Linked DNA regions of Homo sapiens: all the other regions are linked to region 3. Evidence: chromatin contacts called from ENCODE Hi-C or POLR2A ChIA-PET data. All regions are on one chromosome and are shown on one strand. The core of a region is the stretch at or near the end of the contact, and the rest is flanking DNA. Distances in the headings are between cores, read along the strand shown.

Evidence for each region. A loop is a pair of places that touch in the nucleus more often than their neighbours do. ChIA-PET counts read pairs that join two places held with the same protein, here RNA polymerase II (POLR2A). Pooled maps may share reads with other maps.
Region 1: a loop to region 3 is called in a map of naive thymus-derived CD4-positive, alpha-beta T cell, with 6 times the contacts of the local background. The contact joins the enhancer-like site here to the promoter of RAB3GAP1 in region 3. A Hi-C loop is called at or near these places in 3 of 168 maps with a recorded cell type or tissue (CD4-positive, alpha-beta memory T cell, OCI-LY7 and naive thymus-derived CD4-positive, alpha-beta T cell), 11 of 37 single-sample maps with no recorded cell type and 12 of 50 pooled maps. POLR2A ChIA-PET finds 5 or more read pairs at or near these places in 1 of 52 experiments (OCI-LY7).
Region 2: a loop to region 3 is called in a map of CD4-positive, alpha-beta T cell, with 7 times the contacts of the local background. The contact joins the enhancer-like site here to the promoter of RAB3GAP1 in region 3. A Hi-C loop is called at or near these places in 5 of 168 maps with a recorded cell type or tissue (CD4-positive, alpha-beta T cell, CD4-positive, alpha-beta memory T cell, CD8-positive, alpha-beta T cell and 2 more), 2 of 37 single-sample maps with no recorded cell type and 13 of 50 pooled maps. POLR2A ChIA-PET finds 5 or more read pairs at or near these places in 1 of 52 experiments (activated naive CD4-positive, alpha-beta T cell).

Annotation. Positions count from the first base shown.
Region 1 is chr2:136,380,833-136,384,548 of GRCh38, forward strand. No RefSeq gene overlaps it. Among named protein-coding and RNA genes, the nearest start is that of CXCR4, 260 kb to the left of the region's middle. Within about 2 kb of position 1,464, at least 8 of the 41 ENCODE cell types and tissues checked have a DNase peak (open chromatin) inside an H3K27ac peak, as active enhancers do; they include OCI-LY7, where a contact is called at or near this core.
Region 2 is chr2:136,130,157-136,134,370 of GRCh38, forward strand. No RefSeq gene overlaps it. Among named protein-coding and RNA genes, the nearest start is that of CXCR4, 14 kb to the left of the region's middle. Within about 2 kb of position 2,820, at least 11 of the 41 ENCODE cell types and tissues checked have a DNase peak (open chromatin) inside an H3K27ac peak, as active enhancers do; they include CD4-positive, alpha-beta T cell, CD8-positive, alpha-beta T cell and natural killer cell, where a contact is called at or near this core.
Region 3 is chr2:135,050,999-135,055,284 of GRCh38, forward strand. RAB3GAP1 (RAB3 GTPase activating protein catalytic subunit 1) reads left to right here and starts at 1,294. Exons shown (of 24, transcript NM_012233.3): 1 at 1,294-1,327; 2 at 1,432-1,487. The coding sequence starts at 1,310. RefSeq lists an enhancer at 1,867-2,006.

The sequences.
Region 1 (3,716 bases), core at 214-2,713, 1.3 Mb after region 3:
CTGTGCCCAGCCTGGATCTCATTTTTTAAAACCTGTAAATCTGGGACAATGCAACCTACTGCATGGAGTGGTTTTAGGGGTCAAGTAAAAATGGCCGGCAAGGCACAGAGTAGATGCTTGATATATAGCAGCTTTTCTTTCTTTCTTTCTTTTTTGAGATGGAGTTTCGTTCTTGTTGCCCAGATTGGAGTGCAATGGCATGATCTTGGCTCACCACAACCTCTGCTTCTCAGGTTCAAGCGATTCTCCTGCCTCAGCCTCCTGAATAGCTGGGATTACAGGCATGCGCCACCATGCCTAGCTAATTTTTGCATTTTTAGTAGAGACAGGGTTTCTCCATGTTGGTCAGGCTGGTCTCAAACTCCCGACATCAAGTAATCCCCTCCCACCTTGGCCTCCCAAAGTGCTGGGATTACAGGTTTGAGCTATCATGTCTGGCCCCCTATAGCAGCTATTCTTAAGTCTCCAGCTTCAGAGGGCTGGGGCCAGGAGAGGTTAAGAGGTGAACATCCATATTTACAGCCTTCATGTTTGGGGCCTTCTTCTCCCTCCTAAGGTTTTTCTGTGTTAAAATGCAAGTACATGTGCCCCTGGTGGAGAAACTCCCCGGGCTATAAAATTTTTACTACAGAATTGACAGAAATGGTCCCTGTAGATTTGGCTGAAATAAGATGTGCTTGAATTGTAAAGGGATGCCCCATATTTGGGGTAGGTGCTGTGCTAGTCACAGTCAATGTGCTTGTCAGGTGCATCCCCCTAGAAAACCAGCTGAGTTTGGTGTGAAGATAATTGGGAGGAGGAGAGTTTGGGTTCAGGGAGGAAAGGCCTGGTGGGGGCCTGCAGTGGATGGGAGAGCAAGAAAGAAGGGGCGTGGAGAAAAGTAGGGAGGCAGGTGTGGGGGTGCTAGAGGTTGTTACTTCCTGAAGTTGGGTCCCTCTGGGTGGAATGCCTTTCAGTGACCAGGGGCCACCTGTCCCACCATGTGACTCCATTGCTCAAGGAGCGTCCAGTGGAATAAGTGAGAATCTGAAGCAGAGAAAAATCATCCAGCAGCCATGTGATGAGTATGTAGGGGAGAGTTGAGGCTATGTGGTCAGCTTCGGTCCCGAGTTAGAATCAGATCTGTGACTTCAAGCAGAGTGACCCTGAGCTGGTTATCCAACTAATTCGTGACTTAGGCCTTCTGATAAACTGGGCTTCATAATATACTCATCTCACAGGGCTGGTGTGAGGATCGGCAGGGGTCATGTGAGGAAGCACTTAGCAGAGTCTAGCAAGCACTTAAATAGCAACTAGCGTCATGACAAAGCTTTATGCTCTGGATGCCCTTGACGGGGCTTTTAGCTGTGTGACCTTCAAGAAGTCACCTGCTCTTTCTGAGACTCAGTTGCTTCAGCCCTTTAAAAACAGAAACAAACACAGCCGACCACAGGGTGTGTATGGATCTGAATGAGTACAGACAAAGTCACTCATTGCAGGACTGAGTAGGAGGCAGGGTGCTGGGATTGGTGGGTTTAGGGAGGTCTGGGAGGGCCCTGAAGCTCAAGAGAAGTTTGTTTGGAAAGAAAAGCATCTTCCGTTTTGACTGAGAGGAAATGGGGAGGGGATGTGGTGCAGCGTCAAAGGCAGGGTCTGCTGACGAAACTTGGTGGTGGTGTTTCTCAAACAGAAATAGGACATTCTCACTCTCCGTGACACTCAAACTCCAAAGTTTCGGCCTGGGTGGTGGTTGCACCTGTCACTGACGACCTCACTTGACTTTGAGTTAAGCTGCCCAGGCAGCCAGAGCAACTGTGCCCTGGAAGGCGGCCCTGCCATCAGACAGACATGTTTTTCATATATTCCTGATTTTCATGTAGTAGTTCACTGGACATTTACTGCACACCTACTATATGCTAGGTGCAAGGGATTCAGCAGTGAATAAAACAGTTGCAGGTCTTGCTCTCAAAGACCTTTCAGTCCTGCAGGAGACAGAGGCAATAGAGAAAGAACAGCTTACTTGCATGTATAATTAAGATTTTTGCTGTGACGTTAAAGTTCAGAATGCTGTGAGACTGTACAATGGGGCAAAACCTAATTTAGATTGGGAGACCAGCAAGATAAATGAAACAGGAATGGAGTTCAGATGAGAGATGAAATAACACTGGACTGAAGTGGAGACAGGCTTTCTTTTTTCCTCAAACACCTCCCTTCACATCCAGGCATAGACCACTGGAAAAGTAGTTGCCCTGCTTCCTGATATTACTGTCCTCTAAATACACACACTTTGTGTACCCCCTCCATTCATTTCCACCCCGTCAGTCATTCTTGCCTGTATAAATTTCAACTTTAGCCACAGCCCTGGCCTCACTTCTTATAAAGCCTGCTTCACTCTTCAGTTCTCCAAGTTCTCTCTTCCTTTAGGCCTTTTTTTTTTTTTTTCAGGGTGGTCTGGACTGCTCTTTCAACCTGATTCTATTTGCCCATGTGGCATGTTTTGTTAATCCCATGGCCATACGTATGCTGGCATGTCTATAGTCCATCTGTGCAAATAGATGATACGTAGCATTTCCTCAACCAGAATACTGAGGAGCCTATGCAAATGAGCCATAATAGATCTTATCCTTCAGCCTGCTCACTTGAATGAGTTAAAACTGAGATACAGAGTAGTTAAAGGGGCCCACCAGTCACTGGACGAGAGTCTCAGACTATGATCATGTCTTGTTATTTTATCTTTATATCTCTTCAGGGCATTTGTTCCAGAGTCAGAATGCAATAGATGTTTTCTCTTTGATTGTTTATTCCTCGAGTTGGCCCATACATGTACTATCCCCTGTTCTTCCATTACTCATTTCAAGCAGTAGCTGTAGCATCTGTATTATTTAGCTCCTCTGTATGACTTGATTATCTTATCTGTCAAATGGGTATAGTAATTCAAATCAACAAACATTTATTCAATACTTACTATATCTCAAGGACTTTGCAAAGCTTTGGCGGGGGGCGGGGGTGGGTGCTGCAATAAGCCTGTTAAGATAGATCTGTACTCTTGCCTTAAGGAAACACACAGTGGTAGAACTTGGTAAAGGAATAACTACACTATAGCAAAAATGTCTATAATAAAGGAATATGCAACATATGGGAACACAGAACAGAGTAACTATTGCCTGGGGTAAGTGGAAAAGCTCATTAACACCTTCTCTACTTACCTTGAGTTTGCATTATGAGATTCTAATGAGATCATGCAGTGAAAGTGTGATGAAAAATGGAAAGGATTGTGCATGAAAACTACTAACCAAATGGATGGCAGTGTGATATGGGAGACTTTGGAGAGAGGTGAAAGAAGAAAGTGGTGGCTGCGACAAGAGGTTTGGACAGCATCTGTTCTGATGAACCAGTAAGTCTTACACACAGATAAAATTCAGAGGCATGGCTATAGACCATCTGAGCTACAGCCACCCCAGCTTTAAATTAAGATTTTGGCCACAGGAATGACCCAACCTCTTCATTCCATTAACATAGGTGAAAGCTCTGTGACCTGGAGTATTTGTCACCATTATCCTCCCATTGGAAGAAGATGATTGGGAAGACTGGAATTAGATGAGCGGAGGGAATGCTGGTGGGAGTGGGCCTTTGGAATGGGAAGCCCATAGCTATGACCATCTTGTCAGAACTAGGAGCCCTGATGGGCTAGTGAGAGAGTCACTTCTCTCTCCTTGTCCCTGCATCTGTAATCATGG
Region 2 (4,214 bases), core at 1,570-4,069, 1.1 Mb after region 3:
GTTGATAGTGTCCCCCATCAGACCAATAGTATCAGAATGAGCAGGGTTGGGGCTCAGTAGTTCAGATGAGAAACAAGTTGTTCCAACCCAATGTGCCCTGGGAAAGTTTTGCAGGAGAGATGGACTCTGAAGCTGAGCTTTACGGCAGTCCACATTACCACTACAGCACCCACTTCCTGGTTGGGCACATTGTTGGAATGTCATACCAAGGCACCCGAAGTTTAAATAATTTCAGGACTCCTTAACTGCAAATATAATTTTTAGCAGAACATTGAAAATAACTTGCTCTAGACTTATGCCTTTATCTGTAAATTTTATCACAGTCGTTCTTAAGGAAAATAGGCACCCTTTGCTTCCAGACCTTTGGTCCCTTATAACTGTTGCTTTGCCAAGTGTCCTGGTCTACTTTTGAGTGTCCAACTTTGGTTCTTAGAGTGCAGTTCCAAGCTGGCCCTAAATATAACTTGTTATTATATGTAGGTTCTCAGAGTGTGGCTCCATTCTTCACATCTTAGCTGAAATTCCAGGCTTCCTTCACCTCCTCCTTCTTTCTCACATCAGTGAGTCATCATATGCTGGTTCTCCAAGATCTCTTCTATCCATTAGCAGCCTTGCAATTCCCACCACTGTGTGGCTAGCCCAGACTTTTAAAACTTTCCACCTGAGCTATCCAAATAGATTTCCGCCTGGTCTTTACACCTCAGCTTTCTCCTTCTCATCCATTTGTTTGTTTTCAGACCCATTTTCTCTTTCCTTCTTGGCCTCAGATTATGTTTCTGGCCCTTCGGTTACTTACCAGTGGCTCATCTCAAACATGCTCTTCCACAGTTGGGTTTTTGGGTGATTTACTGGAAAGGGGAATGTGGGGGGTAAGGTGAGCTCATCACTGACCTTTGACTCTGTCAGGTGGTGCAGGCTGGTTCTCAATCTGTGAGCAGTGGACCCCAAGGGAAGTTATTGTGAAGGGTCTAAATACCCCCAAGTGCCAAATCTTCCTGTAGATTGAATATATAATGTGCTACAATTTTTGAAATGCATGTGGATGCTATTGTGATTCATAAAATATGGAATTGGTTTGGAAGTGTCTTGAATTCATAGGAGTTTTGTGTGTGTGTGTGTGTGTGTGTGTGTGTGTGTGTGTGTGTGTGTGTTTAAGAATGTTGTTTGGGCCGGGCACGGTGGCTCATGCTTGTAATCCCAGCACTCTGGGGGGCTGAGGTGGGTGGATCACCTGAGGTCAGGAGTTTGAGACCAGCCTGGCCAACATGGTGAAACGCCATCTCTACTAAAAATACAAAAAATAGCTGGGTGTGGTGGCAGGCGCCTGTAATCCCAGTTACCCAGTAGGCCGAGGCACGAGATTCGCTTGAACCTGGGACACGGAGGTTGCAGTGAATCAAGATTGCACTACTGCATTCCAGCCTGGGTGAGAGAGTAAGACCCTGTCTCAAAAAAAAAAAAAAGAAAAAAAAAAGCCAAAAACGAATGTTGTTCGTCAACAGACATTACCACACTACCAGCACGATTGGCTTTCATCTGGTGGTTCATGAAACTTTGTGGTTGTTAAAAGTGATCTTCATGTTCCGCAGAGGAAAGGCAGCCCTAAAGGGAATACAGTTTTTGTCTGGTGCCCAGAGCCTATCTACCCCTACTTGGGCTGCCAGAGAGTGGAGCTTGGGACACGACCAGTGTGGAATAGGATGGAAAAAATATTTCTCTGTACACTGATCACCACACTGCTTGCAGCAGGGAGCTATCAACCGAGAACCAACTACATAAGGGGGTTGTTATTTGTGGAGGAGCTTTCAGGTCCTCTAAACCTACCTCCCACTCTCGGCAGGAATCCCTTATAGAACCTCCCTGTGGGATGAACGTTAGCTTGGCCCTGATCCCTGCATTAACAGGTAGCGCTGTTTACTATAAAGTAAATTCAGATTCCAGGACCTCCACCTTGGTTGTTTCTGATTTGGCAGGGTTGGGGCGGGGCTTTGAGCATTCGCCTTTTCAAATAATGCTCGAGGTGATTCTGATGTCAGCCAGAGTTGAGAGAGAAGATTGTTATGAAAGGACACAAATACCTCATCACGGTGCTTTTTGTTTGTGAAGTGCTCACTAAGGCGTGAACAGCGTCATGGTGGGGCTCCTGCAGGCTTTATATTTATACCCCGTTTCTTATTTCTCACACCCACTCTGGTAGATAGATCCCTATTTCAAAAATGAGTGAATTAGGGTTCAGGGAAGTGAAACCTGTGTGCCGGCTGGGGACTGACAGTTGGAACCCCAATGTACAAATGAAACCAGGGAACAGTGGGTGTGACGAGCACTTGAGGAGCGACAGAGAGTTATGACCTCGAACCCACAAGTGAGACTGCAAACACAAGTAGGTGGGAGCCCAGCGGCAGGAGACTGACACTGCTGGAATCAGGGAGGGGGCAGTGCTGTTTAAGAGCTTCTGACACACTCAGTTCCTCCCTTCATCCTAAGAGACCTGGGCTCACTAGCAGAGGGGCTTTGGCAAGTTACTTGATGGATTAGGGCCTCAGTTTCTTCATCTGTGAAGTGGAGATAATAATAGTGCCTGCCTCCTGCTGCAAGTCTAGTCATCAGTATCATCAACATTGGTGGTACACCTGCTGGGTACCAGTCCTGGGGTGGGCGTGCTCCTCTCTAGAAGATAAAAGCCCATATAGAGACTATGGTGGAAGGAGCAGGACAAGAGAATCAGAAGCTCACCTCATTCTTAATGTGAAGAGACATTAAGATCAGGAAAGCCAGATGCTTGATGTTCTCTCTCATACCCATAGCAGATGGGTGCCTCACTGGGTTCCCCCAGAAGCTGATGGTGAGCAGGGGGGTGGCAGCCACTTTTATTTTCTCTTTTCTTTTCTTGTCTTCTTTTCTTTTCTTGGATCTTACTCTGTCACCCAGGCTAGAGTGCAGTAGTGTGAGTATGGCTTATTGCAGCCTTTAACTCCTGGGCTCAAGCAACCCTCCTGTCTCATCCTCCTAAGTAGGTGGGACTACAGGTGTGTGCCACCATGCCCAGCTAATTTTTGTTGTAGAGATGGGGTCTCACTCTATTGCCCAGGCTGGTCTTGAACTCCTGGCCTCAAGCAATCCTCCTGCCTCAGTCTCCCAAAGTGCTGTGATTGCAGGTGTGAGCCACTGCACTCAGCCAGCAGCCACCCATTTCTTACAGCTGCTCCAGTGTGAGGGGGTAACAAAAGGCTGCTTTCAAGGCAGCAGCCCAGCCCCCATGTTTCCTGCCTGGTCCCTGAGGAGTGCACAAGTGATCAGGAGAGATTCTTCTTTTGGTCACAGGGATCTTAATGATCACTGGGACTTGGGCTGTTTAAGATGTCACTTAGAAGTTCAAATCTACTTCCAGATGGCTTCCAAGCGAGGGATGGCCTCTACAGTGAGGCCAATCATGTGGTATATTCTTACCTAAGTGGGCCTTGCTGCCCTGCACAATGGCATCTCGGCCCATGGGCCAGCCTCGTAAGGTCTTTAAACCTATGACCACCAGGTGATCTTCTCTGGGGAGCAGCAGAACTTCCATGAGTCTGTCCAGGGATCTTATTTAGAGATGAGTCATACTTTTCTACGCTGTCAGCTCTAGGTTGAAGTAGAATGTACCAGCAACAGACTAGGATGACCTCGCAGCTAGCTGTCCATAGGAATACACCTCTTCTTTCTTCCAACCTCTCAGTTTCCTGGCGTTTCCTCTAAGTTAATGTCTTGCTAGAATGGTTTGAGTTGACATTAACTGTCTGCTATGTTTTATGCAGCACATGGCCACCTACCAAGTGGCACTTTCCATTTTGGGTATGGGGAGCAGGGTATATTTTATACCTCCAATCCCATTGTTCTTTATGAATCTTTGTTCCTTCACCCCTCACTTCCCAAATCGATCACTTTGCTTCTTGATTATGATATCCCTGTGGGTGAACCCGTAGATAGCAGAAACTGAGCTGTCTCTGCTGTTGATAATTTTAGCTCTTCTTGGAACTCCTTTCTTTTTGCAAATGCCAACCAGGTGTCCCCAAGTAAGAGATGATACTTGTTTGTTTGGTAAAGGCACCCAGATAAGAAGAGTCAGAATGAACAGCTCCAAAAGAGAAGTGGTTTCCTCGGTCACCGACTCACCACATTAAACATTCACCCTGGCTCACTGTCTGAAATGAGTCAGTGGTCCTTTCAGAATTCCCTTT
Region 3 (4,286 bases), core at 44-2,543:
TGATGCATAATTTTTGCCCTAGCACTTCCAGTTGGACTTCAGAGACTTCGCCAGCTTGGAATTGTAGTGTCTGCTTTTTTAGAGCACCAGTCTGAAAAAAAAATAGTGAAAAAGCAAGCTGCAGAGTGGGAGAAGGTATTTGCTACATATATAAACAATATAAAGCTCAGATGCAGAATATATATAAATAACTTGAAGGTGTTAAAATAAAGACAAGGCCAGGCACAGTGGCTCACACCTGTAATCCCAGCACTTTGGGAGGCCGAGGGGGGCGGATCACAAGGTCAGGAGATCGGGACCATCCTGGCCAACATGGTGAAACCCCATCTCTACCAAAAATACAAAAATTAGCTGGGTGTTGTGGCGCATGCCTGTAATCCCAGCTACTCGGGAGGCTGAGGCATGAGAATCACTTGAACCCAGGAGGCAGAGATTGCAGTGAGCCGAAATCGCGCCACTGCACTCCAGCCTGGCGACAGAACCGAGGTGGGCAGATCATGAGGTCAGGAGATCGAGACCATCCTGGCTAACACGATGAAACCTCATCTCTACTAAAAATACAAAAAATTAGCCGGGCGTGGTGGCGAGCGCCTGTGGTCCCGGCTACTCGGGAGGCTGAGGCAGGAGAATGGCGTGAACCCGGGAGGCGGAGCTTGCAGTGAGCCAAGATCGTGCCACTGCACTCCAGCCTGGGCGACAGAGCAAGACTCCGTCTCAAAAAAAAAAAAAAAAAAAAAAAAAAAAAAAAAAAAATGAAGCGTTTGTTGAACACCATGTTGCTCTTCCCAGAAACCAGGTAACTAGTATGATTTTATTTCAGGACAATCAACTGAGCAACTTCTTGCAGGGTCAGGGGCAGAGGGTAGAAGTGGTATTACAGCACCTAGTTTATTGCCTTACAATCAATAAATAGAGGGTGAATGAAAAGAAACCCAATAGTTAAAGTGTAAGCTAATTGGTACTAACTACAAATATGGGTTGAATGAAAACAAACCCAACATGCTTTAGGTTTTTTAATACAATCTTATCCACATGAGTTTAGGGTCTTGTCCTATCACCTTGGCTTCTGTTCCCTTTCTGTATTCATCACAGGAAATTTTCAAGTTTTATGAAACCAGCTAGAGCGGAGTTTTATTAACCAGCTGAGGGCGGACTAAAGACTTAACAGACCTGGGCGAAGAAGCAGCACTCCTACTTACTAGGGCAAGACTCATGAACAGGGGGCGGGGGCTCCGGGGGCGGGGACGCGCCCCGTTCTCTTTCGCTCTTCTTCCCGGCAGCCTTAGCGCCAGGCCCGGCGCTCCTCAAGATGGCTGCCGACAGTGAGGTGATTTCTTTGCTCCCTACTTAATCCTTGTCACTATCTAAATTCGTTCCTCATGTCTTCGCCTTGGGGCTTAATTTCTTTTTCTCTCCTTCCCCTTCCCGCAGCCCGAATCCGAGGTATTTGAGATCACGGACTTCACCACTGCCTCGGAATGGGAAAGGTGAGTGAATCGCATTTTTGGTTACCAGCTCCCATGGGCCCTGGCGTCCCCTAGCCGCTTCCCTGACCCCAGACACACCACAAGTGACGCCACTTGTGCGGGAACGGTAATACCGTGGGTCCCGGGTCTCCTCCCCCAGTCTTCTTTGGTCAACCGCAAGCCTCTTCCGCGTCTCGCGTCTGGCAACACCCGGCCCGCCCCCGTCAGCCAATCCCTGAGGCTCAGGCTCTCAGAAAGTTTTGTTTTCTCTCCTGTCAGACCGCTTCCCTTAGACTTTGGTTTTCTGGTTGTTACCCACTCGCAAGAAAAATTTCCGAGGCTGCAACAACCGTTCCGGTTTTCATTACCGTTTAACTCATTATCGTAAGCAGTAAACTTGGTAGGTTGTGCCGCACCTCATCCCGTGTACGTTGGTATACCCTTTTCAGGAGGAAGTCTTTCTTCAGAGTATTGGTAGTTGTCCATCTGTCACACTCCCACCATCTCCATGCTGTCTTTAATTTTTTATTTTTATTTATTTTTGGAGACAGAGTCTCAGTCTGTCCGCCCAGGCCGGAGTGCAGTGGCGAGGTCATAGCTTACTGCGGCCTCGAACTCCTAGGCTCAAGTGAAGCTCCCGCTTTAGCCTCGGGAGGAGCTGGGACCACAGGCACGCGCTATTACGCCCAACTAATTTTTTAAAGATCTCGCTGTGTTGCCCAGGCTAGTCTTGAACTCCTGGGCTCAAGCCTGGGCCGCCCAAAGTGCTGAGATTACAGGCGTGAGCCTCCGCCCATCCTGTCTTTTAGAATAACCTTTTTAAAAAGTCTGCATATGGTTTTGGAATGCTTTGATTTAAGTTGTTACATTAAAGTGGGTACTGTGCCCAGGCTTCCTGTGCCTGTCAAATTCAGATGAACAGCTGTCTGGGTGAAACTGTTCTATTACTGAAATTAGTTGAAAGCCAAGTTTGTGGAGGAGTGATAGCTTAGATCGAGAAGGTTTCTGTTAAGTGTCACAGAAACCCTTCAGTTTCCTGGGTGTTGAAGTCAGTGTTTACGCTGTTACAGCATTTTATAATCTTTCTGGTTGGGAGAGGAAATTTGTGGATGTCGTGTCATTAGGTGGCACAGGAAAATATAAAAGGTCCTTGTTGGAATAATAGTTAGACCTGTGGTACCCTTCATAAAAGTGTCAGTAAGACATAACCACACTGGCAAGACTTCATTGAGTAGGTACTGGGTGTCCAGAGCTATATACAAAGGGAAAAGCAGAAACTTGACCCATATATTTTTAAAAAACAACAAACAGCAAATAGTTAAAATGTAAGCCAGTTGGTACTACCTGTAAAAATAATAATTAAAATAATTATTATTTAAATAGGGGTGATATTGTGGACTACAATAGTTGGAGATATTTTCATAGAAAAGATAGGAAATGAGCTGGGCCTTGAAAGTGGGAAGTGGTTGGTTAAACATGAGAATGGACTGACATGGGTAGAGACATAGGTGAGAATGAATCTTTGAAGGGACTGAATGAAGAAATATATCTTCACTAGAGTGAAGACTGTCTATTGAAGGGAAATAAATAAGGTTAACAAGGAAGACGGGATTGGGTTATGGACATCTTCCCAAACTAAATACAGGAATCCAGATTCAGTATTCCTATGACCAGTGATTCTCATACTTTAATGTACATCAGAGTCTTAGATTGCTGGGCCCCATCCTCAGAGTTTCTGATTCTGTAGGTCTGAGGTGGGACTGAAAATTTTGCTTGTGTAACACGGTCTCAGGTAATTCAGATGCTGCTGGTCAGGAGACCACACTTAGAAAGAACCACTGCTTAAGACAATAGTGAGAGACCCTTCGTTTTAGAGTGGCCAGGTGATATGATGAAAGTGGTTTTAGGACATGATGTAGAATAATGGTGGGAGACTTAACTTGATTCATAATTAGGATGGTGATTTGTGGACTGGAATACAAAGGGAACCTAGAAGGGAGGATTGTAACATATTTCAGAGAAGATTTAGGTAATAAACTTGATGATACGTTAAAAGTGGGAAAAATCAAATGTGAACTGTAGTTTTTTGCCTGTAAGAATGAATGTAAGGAAGTGTCAAAGTGAGAAGATTTGAACCTGTTGATTTTGAAATAATTTGATGTCTTGAAGGTAGTTAGAAAAATGTAATTCAAATCTTGGAGGGTGGGGTAGGGAAACATCAGTTTTGAATGGAAAAATGATCACTTTCCCCTAGTTAAAAATATCCTGAAGTGGAATATTAAGTCCTTTAGCTTTGCATATGGAAATAATTATTAACACCGTTATAAGAACTATTGCAAAGTAGAAAATTTGGTTTTTGGCTTTTACACTGTAGTGTGCATTTTACAATTCATGAGAGAAAATGTTAAGACTTTGAAGTCTCAAACCTTGAGTTTAATTTTAAATGAAAGATCTTGTGAGTACAATATGTTATGAACTATATAGATAATTTATTGAGAGAACTGTATAGAAGCCCATAACTCTTTTTATCATTTGTTCATTGACAATATTTATTGAATCCCCATATGTCAAGCACAGTGCACATTACGGATTTAGGGATGTGGTGGTTAGTAAAACAGGTACGGTTTCTGCTTTTACTAAATGTGCAGTCTAGTGCATTACAGACACAAATCAAGTAATACAAGTCTGTAATTATGAGTTTATGTAAGAGCTAGAAAGGGAAAGAAACCTGGTCTTATAAGAGCCTATAACAGAGGGACCTAATATAGAATAAGGAATCAGGAAATGACCCTTCATTTCCTGAGAGCTTTTAAGGAAAAA